Regions from separate parts of the Homo sapiens genome. Here region 1 is linked to region 2. The links are chromatin contacts, found by Hi-C or POLR2A ChIA-PET in ENCODE. All regions are on one chromosome and are shown on one strand. Each heading gives the region's core, a stretch centred on a gene start or an enhancer-like site at or near the end of the contact. The rest is flanking DNA. Distances are from core to core; before and after follow the strand shown.

What was found. A loop is a pair of places that touch in the nucleus more often than their neighbours do. ChIA-PET counts read pairs that join two places held with the same protein, here RNA polymerase II (POLR2A). Pooled maps may share reads with other maps.
Region 1: a loop to region 2 is called in a map with no recorded cell type, with 10 times the contacts of the local background. The contact joins two enhancer-like sites. A Hi-C loop is called at or near these places in 5 of 168 maps with a recorded cell type or tissue (A673, B cell, GM12878 and 2 more), 14 of 37 single-sample maps with no recorded cell type and 6 of 50 pooled maps. POLR2A ChIA-PET finds 5 or more read pairs at or near these places in 3 of 52 experiments (H1, OCI-LY7 and activated T-cell).

Annotation. Positions count from the first base shown.
Region 1 is chr7:69,904,295-69,910,341 of GRCh38, reverse strand. All of the region lies in intron 2 of AUTS2 (activator of transcription and developmental regulator AUTS2), which reads right to left. Among named protein-coding and RNA genes, the nearest start is that of AUTS2, 310 kb to the right of the region's middle. Within about 2 kb of position 3,886, at least 2 of the 41 ENCODE cell types and tissues checked have a DNase peak (open chromatin) inside an H3K27ac peak, as active enhancers do; they include GM12878, where a contact is called at or near this core.
Region 2 is chr7:69,835,542-69,841,973 of GRCh38, reverse strand. The region is part of intron 1 of AUTS2 (activator of transcription and developmental regulator AUTS2); the gene reads right to left. Among named protein-coding and RNA genes, the nearest start is that of AUTS2, 240 kb to the right of the region's middle. RefSeq lists an enhancer at 1,332-1,451. Within about 2 kb of position 1,466, at least 2 of the 41 ENCODE cell types and tissues checked have a DNase peak (open chromatin) inside an H3K27ac peak, as active enhancers do; they include GM12878, where a contact is called at or near this core.

The DNA of each region.
Region 1 (6,047 bases), core at 2,637-5,136, 66 kb before region 2:
AAGTGCAGCCTGCTGGGCCAACTGGGCAGAACAAGCCCAGTGCCCAGTGAGCATGAGCAATACTCAGAGAGAAGGTACCCCTGCCACAGAGGATTCCAGCTGGCAAGATGACATCCCAAGGATCCCATGACACCAATATACTCCCCTTCAAAAACATCCATATAATCACATCCCCTCAACACCTTTCCCTATCCTTCCTACTGCCATGTTTATCTGAGAAATACAGATTCAGAATTAAGTAGAGAGAGGTAGGGGACAGGTAATGATAAATTATGCAAGTGGGCTGCTGAAGTTTCACAAAGTACCATGCAACCTTCCAGCAGTGCACACCAGGCCCACTACCACCCAGCTTTGTATTTCAAAACTGCTTTTCTCATCATCATTTCTTAGGAAAATTTGATGATAGTATTTTTTAAAATCAAAAGTCATTATTAATAATCTTTCTCATATGATAATTTCATTAGCAACTATTCGGTAGATTATTTTGCACTAATCTCCAGGAAAATAGCATTTTTGGCCTCATAGCAATATATAAAAAAAGAATGCTACCTACTGTTGACAAACCTCAGGCAATTGTTAAATCCTAAGAATAGGTTTTGCTATTTAAACAAAAATTCTTATGAGAATTTTTATTCTGTTTGGCTTTAGAAAGGAAAATATTTCTTTTTGAATTTGTGGAATCAAAATCGTAAATTCAATTATAATATTTTTATTAAACTGAAGCTTTGCTGGTAATGAAGAAAATAACAAATGGCCTTTAGTCTCCACTGATATGGGCAATATTTTCAGATTTCTTTCACACTTGACCCCCAGTACCAAATATCACCAACTTTTGTAATTTGAAGGGTTCAAAAAATGTATAAACCTTAAGAGCTCATCATCATTGTCTACAGATGGGAAAAAACAAGAAATTAGAACTTTAAAAAAATGAAAAATAAAAAACTCCGGTTAGCATCTTTATAAACAGCTATTATTTGAGTGAGCCAGTGGGCCTAAGGAGAGAATACTAGAATACAATTATTCTATCAGGTCCATTCTAGTAAACACCTAGAAAAAGTAGCTATTTTGAAAACATCATTTTTTGTTATATAATGTCTACATCATCTGGCAGAAACATTTCTTTCTTGCCAATACATTTTGGAAGATAACTCAATTAGTAAATGTACAGAACAAAAATATGATCCAATTATTGATAAAATTAATTTCCGCAAGATATGTTGTTACAATTTTATGATTCTTCCCAAGTTTTGCTAACAATATTGCAATTTTTAATTGAAAATAAAAAATAAGTACAGTTTATTTAAAAATATGGCTCCTGCAGCACCTGTACTGGAGTCACTGAAGGAACTCCAGTTCCTTGTTGCCACACCCTGACCCCCACCCAATGGACTATGCCAAGGTGATTACCTGGGAATCTGCATTTTAACAAAAGATCCACAGTTGCTCTGACATAGGGGTTCAAAGACCACCCTTTGAGAAACATTATTCTGTATGTTCCCTACTCAGAATATGTAGCTAATTGCTTCTCCATCTAATTATAGCCAATCTCAACCTCTCAGAACCATCACCAGCAATTAGGACCTGTCCAGGTTTGTAATACATGATTTCAAGATGTATGAGCAAACACTTCCTGAGCAAATGCAGGTGCAAACAGTGATTACAGAATGACCTGCTACATCAGCGTCACTGCAGGCAGGCACATAGGAGAAGTGGCAGCTTCTGCAGAGCTGTGATCAATGAATGCAGGTATAATGTTCCAGAAGGCCACATGGCACAGCTCATCAGGCCTCCTGAGAGACATAAGGTGGTCCCCCACAGGACTTGCCCACATTTGTGAGCTATTTTGGTTTCTGCTCCTGTGTGTGTCTTTGTGAGCACTGGTGTGAGGATGCACACCCCTAGGTGTAAAAAGCCCCAGAGTAAATAACAAAGTTATATCTGCCTGATATAAAATCATCAACACTTGCATCAATAGGCAATGCTCCAGAGTTCATTTAGAATACCAAGACAGGTTCTTTTAAACATCATTAGGACCCAACAGCAACTCAAATGCATTAAAACAGCTGGGTTCCTGTGGCAAAGCAGGTCTAATGGGACTGAGGGTTAAGTACAGCAAGGGGTGTGTCTCCTCACCCCAAGCCTCGGGGGCTCTCTAAGAGCAAAGAGTGATAGTAGTGAAAGCGTATAATTCAGCACGGTTTTGTCCCAGATAGTATTCACTGAAATGTTCAAGGGAAAACTAAAAAAATGCAGTTATATTGTATCTATATTCATATTTAATTAAAAAGAGAGTTAACAGCACTTCCAAGAGGGAGGTCATTCCTTGTTCAGCACAAGATTTCTGTGCAAAGCTATGGGCAATAAAACAATTCAACATATAAACATTTACAAAAGCTACCATTTCAGTAATGCTACTAATGCTTTAGCAAACAACTCTGAAGATAAGAAACAAATCACAATCCTGCAGCTGGGGGCAGCCATAAGAGAATCAAGATCATCAACCACTGTCAAAGTCCAATAAAATCCACCCTCTCTCTTCCTTCTTCTCTTGTTTGCCTCTGGGCTCCAACTGCCTTTAACAGAGTTGTATCATATGAAAATGTTTACAAGAAACAAAGTTATATGTAAGAACTTGAATATGATACAGTTGGCCCTCTGTATCCATGGATCCAACCAATGGCAGACCAAAAATGTGGCCTACAATGGTTGCTTATATACTGAACATGCACAGGCTCTTTGTCTTGTAATTATTGCCTAAACAATGCAATATAATAACAAATTGCATAGCTTTTACACTGTACTAGGTATTATAAATAATTTAGAGATGATTTAAAGTTTGTGAGAGGATGTGTGTTGGTTACATAAAAATACTATAACATTTTATTTAAGGAACTTGAACATCCACAGCTTTTAGTATCCATGGGGAGTCCTGGAAAGAATCCTCCTTGGATACGGAAGGAAAAATGTATCCCAAAGTTCAAGAGAACAAATAACCATTTACTCCTGCATAGTAACTTTATGAAGAGCTAAAGGAAGAAAGGAGGATGAAGTCCTACGATAAACTCACAGAGAACACTACAAGATGTCAGCAGATTTTACATAAGAACCTCACACAGTTGTATACATTTAAAGAGAACTACACAAAGGTAAGACATGAGCAGGCAGCTGGGATTGCCAAGCATTCCCCTAGGTTGGTTTCCAGACAAATAGGTGTTTTGTGTGGTTTTCTTTTTTGGAGACAGGACCTCGCTCTGTTGCCCAGGCTGGGGTGCAGTTGCGTGAACATGGCTCACTGCAGCCTTAACTTCCTGGGCCCTTGCAATCCTCCCACTTCAGCATCCCAAGAAACTGGGACAACAGGCATGCGTCACCATGCCCAGCTAATTTTTTTATTTCTCTAGAGACAAGGTCTCATCATATTGCCCAGGCTGGTCTTGAATTCCTGTGCTCAAAGCAATCCTCCCACCTTAGCCTCCCAAAGTGCTGAGATTACAGGCGTGAACCACAGCACCCATACCAATAACTGTATGTTTGACCCTTTGGGCAAGGTGTGACATTCAACTCTGCCTATGTATATACATAACTGAATCTCCAAATGCACCTTTGGCTTTTACAGTCTTAGAAAATGAATTACAAATTGGGCATGAAGACATCCAACAGTTCTCAAGCAACATTTACCACACAGAATTGCCTGCGTCTGCCTGTCTTAAAGCCCACCCACAATTTCATTTTCAATTAACAGCTCCTCGAAAGGCAGTAATGAAAGCAGTTGCTAAAGAGCATTCAGATGTCACCGAAAGACTGCAAACCCAAACTGTAAATAGCACATTGTGAGTCGCCTGTCACCACCATCAACTCCCACGGGAATCACGCAGCATGTGGCTATCACAACCATCTGCTCAGTTCCCCACCACCACCAGTGCAAACCACACAGACACCCATCTCCTCCCACTTCCCACTCATTACCTGTCATGTACAGACTTGTGTGGATACAAGATTGCTGTGAACAGAGATTAGAATGCAGAATGTACAGAGGCTTATTTCATGTTCTTTAGCTGAGATCTGGCCACATGCAGATAACTTTATATCATCACAAGAGGGAAAAATGTAAAATTTAATCAGCACAAAAATACACAGTTTCAAATAAAGAAAGGGAGTTCTGTCCTACCCTCATCAACTACCAAAAGTGTACTGGCTAGGCCTTATTAAAGGAAAGATGTGCTCCCTCATTCTTCAATCACTGACATTGTAGAAATTTATGGGAGCCAGAGTTGAGAATCACTCCTGTCACTTTATCTTTCTTAACTCCTCTATCAATATATGGGATTTAAATGGCCCTTAATAAAGTTCTGCATGCACAAATACACATATAAAATTTTCTTACTTTGGGAAATATAAAAGGTCACTGTTTTATGGAACAACTCCTGTAGGTATCAGGATCACCCAAGCTGAATTATGGCCCATTCTTTTCATTGCAGTTCCTTTTCCCATTCAGCTTATTTTCTCTCTGCAGGTTTTATTTTATGAGGTGGTAGTTAATGTGCTGTGTTGGTTAATTTAGGGTATCAACTTGACTGGATTAAAGAATACCTAGAGAACTGGTACAGCATTACCTTTGGGTGTGTTTGTGAGGGTGTTTCCAGAGGAGATTGGCATGTGAGTCTCAGTGAACTAAGTAGGGAAGGATCTGCCCTCCATGTGGGCAGGCACCATGCAATCAGCCGGGTGTCCAGATAAAACAAAAACAGAGGAAAGGCGAAATGGTCTCTCTCTCTCTCCTAGAGCTGGGATATAATTTCCTGCCCTTGATCATCTAAACTCTAGGCTCTCTAGGCTTTGGACTTGAGGACTACCCCAGTCTCAGGCCTTCAGACTTGGTCTGAGCCATACTGTGAATCCCAGGGTCTCCATCTTGCAGATGGCTTGTTATGGGACCTCTCAGCCCCCATAATCATGTGAACAAATTCCCCGAATGAATCCCCTCTTATCTACCCACATATATATTCTACTGGTACTTGCTCTCCAGAGAATCCTAATACATATGCTATGTCCTTTTCATAGTCAATTTTTACTAAATTTTTATTTAAAATTACAAATGTCATTTAGGATAAAATTATTACTGGTCATAACATTCCAAAGATGTATCTCACTGAAGTTAAGTGATGTTTATGCTCACTATTCCCAACATTCAGGGCTCACAGCAACAAAGTATAGAGTCAAAAGACACAAAATGAAAAACACGAATAAACCTGTTTCCAAATGCTCAAGATAAAACAAAAGCAAAACACCTTTCATATAACTCATTATTATATTAGTGTCAGGTTTACCAATCCCAGTTACAAACCAATACTTCCAATACAATACGTGAGTAATTCCTGAACACAGACAAGCCTAGATTGGGGTTCTTCAATTACCTGATGTTAAAACTAGCATCTCACTCTTATTCAAGTCAATCAATATTCCAAAGAGAGATCATAAGCCAATCTTTTATTCCCTCCATCTTTCCTTACAGTTTTTCTTATTTCTATACTTTAGGCAAGGGGAAAAAGTAGTATGCAACTTAAATTCATAAAAAGGAAAAAAATATAAAGAATTTTATTTGATACCTTAGCTTGTAACCTTCACATGACTACAAAATTTTTCGAAAGCAAATGAAATCCCAATTAACATGGTAAACTTGAAATTTTGAAGTATGAGGTAGAAACGGTTTAACTGACATTCTTAATACTAGTTCAAGGTACCAGCAGACATCTAAATATTATAACAAAAGTATGTATGAAAGAGCACATAGCAAAGTTCATGTCTTTTCATTATGACAGTAAAATCCCAAATTACATTCGTGTCTCAAATGCTCTGATTTCCAGAAACCTGTAGGCTCTAGAGTCAAGCTGGATAAATACCTGTGTGATTTTTGGCCTAGATTTCCATCCAAAACTAATTAGCAGATCTTCAGAAACGAGACTTGAACTGGATCCGTTTAATCAAAGTTTTCCATTATAAATCCTCCTTTGCAAGTTAATTTCTACTAGTAACAAATTTAGAGAAAG
Region 2 (6,432 bases), core at 217-2,716:
ATCTATGCACTCGTCTCTCTCATGGAACCATGTGAAAGTGAATTGCAGATATGATACTTTCATGAAATACTTAATAAGCAACTCCTAAGAATAAAGATATTTTCCTAACACAACCAAAATACTATCACACCTAAGACATTAAGTTCCTAATGTTATCTGATAGCCAGTCCATATTCAAATTTCTACAACTGCCTCAAACATCTTTTACAGCAGTTATAATTTTTAAGCCAGATCCCATCAAGATTTGTACACTGAATTTGACTGTTATGTTCCCTTAGTCTCTTGTAATCCGGAGTAATACCCACCAGCAATTTGTTTCACGACACTGGCTTTTTGAAAAGATCAGACATACCAGTTTTCTTGAGAATGACCCACATTTTTGGTCTGTTTCTTCCTGGTGTGGATTAATTTGTTTTTCAAACCCTTCTATTTTCTGTAAACCTTGTGTTATAGTTTGGATATCTGTCCCTGCCCAAACCTGATGTTGAATTGTAATCCCCAATGCTGGTGGTGGGAGGTGTTTGGATCATGAGAGTGGATCCTTCATGGCTTGGTGCTGTCTTTGTGATAGTGAGTTCTTGAAAGATCTGGTCATTTAAAAGTATGTGGCACCTCCCCCACACTCTCTCTTGCTTGCTCCTGCTTTCGTCATGTGATGTGCCAACCCCTCTCCTCCTTCTAGAAGCTGAGCAGATGCCAGCACCATGCTTCCTGCAAAGCCTGCAAAACCATGAGCCAATTAAACTTCTTTTCCTTATAAATTACTCAGTGTCAGTCATTTCTCTATAGCCATGCAAGAACAGCCTAATACACCTGGTTAGATTCAGGTTAAACATTTTTGGCATAAATTGTTGGTGATGCTGTGTAGTTCGTCACATCAGGAAGCTCCTACTGTCAGGCTATCCTACCACTGTGATGCTAAGTTGAACCACTTTGTTAAGGTGGTGACCGCCATTGTTAAGGGTATACTTTCCCCTTTGCTGGTAATTTGTGGGTTATTCTCTAATAAGATTATTCTGTTCCCCAACATGCTTTCAACTAGTTTTGCATTGACGGCACTTGCCTGTTCAAATTTTCACTGCAGGATGCAAATGCTGATATTCTGTATCCTTCTATATTTTATTTGGTAGCATCCATTTGTAAAGCAGAGGTTTCTCTTACCAATCATGAAAGAACTACAGTTTCTCAGTAAAGACAGGGTGTTTGTTTCATGTAATTTACAATTTATAGAATGAGAAGTTGACATCATAGTCACCTCCAATGATGCCCAGAGTGTCTGTCTGTCTCTTTCTCTCCTCCCACCCCATCTCTCATCACTATGAGTTCAAGAATTTTTATTTGTTCAGTGTTTTACACTCAGTTGCAGTAATTCTCTTGAATGCACAAATTGTCTGAAATCTGACCAGTGGAAGCCTCTTCGACCTGTGAAGCCCAGTGTTCTTATCCCACCCACACATATATTACACTGAAGAGAGCTCAACAAAACCACAGTTATTTGCCTAATCTCCACATCCTTTGGACTTCACAGTGCTTCTCCTAGTGGAACACTTAACAAGTATGTGTTTTTATAAAGCACTTCCTCTACAGATATCAGACATTTTAAATTAGCGCTAAACAAATGAAACAGCTATTAATAAGCTCAAGCCTTGACGAGAATCTTAATTTTGTTTCAGAGCTTAATCTGAACAAAAGCAACAGACACTAACAAAACATGTAATTTAACTCTGAGAAACGCTTTTTGGAATACAAAGAGATTTCTTTATGTTTCCTCAACAGTTCTCCTTTAATACAGACCTACTCACTGACACACAATTGAAGTATAATATGGGAATCAACTAAAACCTAAAACAATTGGGAATATTTAAGATAGAGGGGGAAAAAGTTAGTGAAGTAAAGGTTTTCAAAGACGCTGCCCACCCCCATCAGAGTTCCTGACTCACTGGGTCTAGAGTGAAACCAGCAAATTTGCCTTTCTAATAAGTTCCCAGCTGACACTGAAGCTGTTGGTCCAGGGACCACACTCTGAAAACCACTGGTCTACAATGATTCCTGTTTCTTATCTGCCTCTTTATCTTTCCCCATCCCCCCTCTCCTCCACCTCCACCAAGCTCCTGGACCTCTTATACTTCACTCTCCTGCCATATTTCCTTTACCTACAAAACACGACAACAACAACAACAACAACTGCAGGTGGCTAGCAGACCATTCGTGAGGCAGTGAGGAATAGAACTTGGGATGTTGATGTGATTCTTCTGCCTTAAGACCTGCTTTCCTGAATACCCCCACTCCTACTACTCTACTATCCTTACAAAGAACAAAGTGTTTAATTGGGGATGGGGGGAGATCTTGGGTTTTCTTGTAACTCTCTAAAAGAATATAAGCTTCAGATTAATGTCTTGTTTATAAATCTACAACCCCAACTAGACCAGCTTCCATCCCTTTATTCCATTACTTGGAGAGATAAAATAAGGTCCTATTATAGAAGAAACTTGGGGATTAAGTCATATTCAGCCTACTTGATCTATACATATATGCCTATAATCTGGAATAATAAAAAGTGATTCAAAAAACTCCACTGACATTTACTGAGCTACTGCTTTGCTCCAGAAATGGGACTGAACTCTGCAGACACAGAGAGAAGACTAGATCACAGACTAGTGAGTGAGAAAAGAGCCAAAATCAGGTACTTACAAGGTAAGTACTGCCCAGAATGATGACCCTGGAGCACTGTAAAATGTCCAAGCAAAAAGAAAGCCAGTGAAAAGTTAGCAATTCACTGTCCTCTGGGCATGCAGATGTTAATGTTAACTCCAGCCCAGAGACTGTCAGCAGGCAAAGGGGTTCATACACTCAGGAAGGCCTTTTTCTAACACATACCCGATTCTGATTACGAACAGAAATCCTGCAAATCTACAATAATGCAGCTACAAAAGCTTCATAGTTTGCCCCCAATGGGTACGGAGGCAGAGAGAATGACCAGATCTGACCAAAAATATCTGTTGCCGGTTAGGATTTTAATTGTGACCCAAAAGAGAGCAATCTGGAGCTCATATCCCTAACTAGAGCCAGGGTTTAAAATCATATCCCTACTGTGAGTCTTGTTGTAGGGACTAAAAATTAAAATAAATAAAATAAAACTATGCTCCATGTGGCTTTCTCAGAAGCCACAGCAAGGGCTGAATAAAGGGAATGCATGGTCAATGCCTGGCCTATCCCACTTAAACCACAGCAGCTAAGTTTCCACTTTTTTTATTTGGTTGTGCTATCTAGTAATATCTCCATTTAAAGAAGAGTTCCACTGCTAAAAGAATCTTTAAATAACAAATATAGTTCAGCCAACAAAAGACTGGGATTTGGGTCCTGGACTATTCCTGCCCAGCTTTGTAACTCTGGACAAGCTACAGTGTAGTGATACACAGATAGCAAAGGTTTTGATGGATCCAGATAGCCTGGGTACAAACCCCAGCTCTATCACCTGCCAGCTATGTGGCTTGGGCAAATGACTGAAACTCTCTGTGCCTCAGTTTCCTCACTTGTAAAACAGGGATAATAATACTGTCTACCTGACAGAGTCATTGTGAAGATCAAGCAAGTTAACACAAAAATCACTCTGAACAGTGTCTGGCTTAACCATTGTTAGAGATTCTGCTATCATCATCATCATCATCATCAATCGCTTTAGGCCTGATTCTTTATCTGTAAAATAAACATATTATCTCTAAGTCATCTCATATTCAGAGCCCAAAATTCTTCTAACTTCATGCAAACTTCAAATATTGACCACTGACTTTTGCCAAATGCACAAAATGCCAAAGCTTGATCAGAATATGGGGGCACATATATAACCCCTCCAGTTGTCAGATACCAGCTCCCATTTCAGTATTTATCCATACCAATCTACAATCCCAACTAGACCAGCTTGTAGTAGACCAGCTACAATCCCATCTAGAACATGAGCCTTGTGAAACAAAACAATCCATGCCATCAAGAGAGAAAAGGAAAAGAGAACATCTAGTCCAGAGCCTTAGCTGCAGGCAGAGGCTGCTGCTCAACAGAGATCCGCATCATAAATAGCCTAAGAGAAGCTACACATCCCAGGGAGGCTGGTTTGCAAGTCTGCATTTTATGCCAGATTTAACCAGTCAAAGTTAAATGGAAAACGTGTATTATTAATAAGAGGCTCAGTGTCACTTTATTTCTTATGCTAAAGCATAATCGATGATACCAGAGAGAGTTAAGAGCTTTTAAAATACACCATGTGGTCCCTTAACAAACATGACGCCTCTTGATGAACGCTTCTCTGCTGGTGTCCCTGGCAAATAAGCAAGAACACATAGCAAATTGCTACATGTGAATAGCAAGCCCCCATTTTCCTCTCTGACACAAATGGCTCAGCAGTGACTCATGGCAAGACCAGGAGGCAGGGAGAGGAGGGGCAGGCAATTGTAGACTCCTCTCAGTGGGGCACTTAGGGGGATAATGAAGCAGGAAGCAGCTGGAATCATTTTGGGCCCCCTGAGTAGCATAAAGAGAACAAAAGGTAACCAGGAGAGAGACGTCTAGATTCAAAGCTGAACCCTACCAAGTTCTAGCTGGGTAACCTTGGGCAAATTAACCTCTCTGAGCATCTTCAAAATAGGGAAAGTACTACTGTCTTGAAAGGATTGTTGTTGTAAGAAATAAAGGACTAGGGACATGGATAACTTACATCATTATTGATGTCTTCCCAATTACCAGGACTGCCTAACTATCTATGTGCATTTGTTTCACAGAATCCTCATAATAATCTCTATAAAGTTGGATTATTATTATCCTCATTTTCAAATAAGAAACTGAGGCAAAGACTCGCCCTTTAGTCCTTTTAGCCATCATCCCAGGCCAGGAGCTAACCCTGATTTGTCGCTATTTCATGAAGCCTTCCTTAACTATCCCAAGCGCAGTCAAGGTCTCTTATAGGTAATCAATTCTATAGGGTCCCCTCTAACGAGCAGTTACCATACTGCACACATTCACATGAGAAATATACCTAACATTTACTGTGTACTAATTATGGGTTTTCTTGTCTATTTCCCCCACTAGAGTGAGCTCGAAGTACAAACTATGGCTATCATCCTAAAGTTTCCAACTTCACACACACTATAGCGGTCAATACCTCTTTTGAGCAATAAGTAAACGCTAGTATCATTGTTACTGTGAAAATTTGTTAATTTTTTTAGGCGTGCAAATATGTGGACTGAAACAGAGTTTAAGTGTGCAGAAAGTAAATGCAGTTTTCCCAAACACCCATGGCAAAACTCTCTGTCATTGTTCCTGAGGAGTTTAGTCTGGTGACTTTACTCCTCAATGCGTATAAACTGGAGTGATTTAATCACATAAGAATCTACCTTACCCAAATAGATTAAATTGTGGGCTTTCAAATGGGGATGCAAAAGAGGAGAGAAAAAAAATCACCACACAAGGATTTACCAAAGATTAACTTTACAATGAATGTCCCTAAATCCACTTTAAATAATTCAACTTACATGAATTCTTCGGAATATAGTATCCTTACTACAAAAAGATAAAATTGTTCTATATTTAGTTTTATGTACAGGTACCATATTATGTTAATTTGGCCACAGCTGATTGCTTCAGAGGTGTGGCCAGTCATCTCTCCAAACACACAAGGCAGAGGGCAATTCCTATTTGACAAAGACATCACATGTATCACTCATCCATAAAAGGATAACATGGTGTATGCCTTCTCAGCTAATCTGAGCAGAAATCTGTTTATACTAAGCTGAAGAAAATGTTAGTTTTGTCTAAAATACTCAAGTCCAAAAAGAAGGGCAAAGGGTGGATGTATAAAAGTGTACAATCTTTTGAACCCAAATCTGTCACTTTGACATTTCTCACGCACATAATTTTGTAAGGCTTTCCAATGGTCAACTGAAGAAACAGATAAATGGTGGCTTCTGCTGAGTCCCTCCATCAGCTATGTCAATAAATCACGGCCAGGAGGCAATTCGTTCTAGGACAATGAGCTGCTGCTGCTCAAATGTGTCCATACTCTGATACTGTCAAACCTCTTCACCCTCTTCCCAATAATCAGACTGACATCTGTGCACCTAAATTGATAAACATCTTCTTCACCTCTGGGGTGTTGTATATAGCATTCAACACTTTAAATGTCCTACATGATTCCAGGAAACGAATGTCTCCAACCACTTACCTCCTAATAAAACCAGCAATCTATAATGAAACTCTTTAATGACATGTGCCTTTCACCCTAAATCAGTCTTCAGGCTTTCCCAAAGTCACTGAAATTATTCTTCCTCTATGGCAATCTCTAGAAATCTTGCTCTTGTCACATGCCTGGGTTAACAGGCAGTAAAGGGAAGGCCTGCAATATCTATTATGGTTTGGGAGTCTCTTGACACAAATCTTCAACAC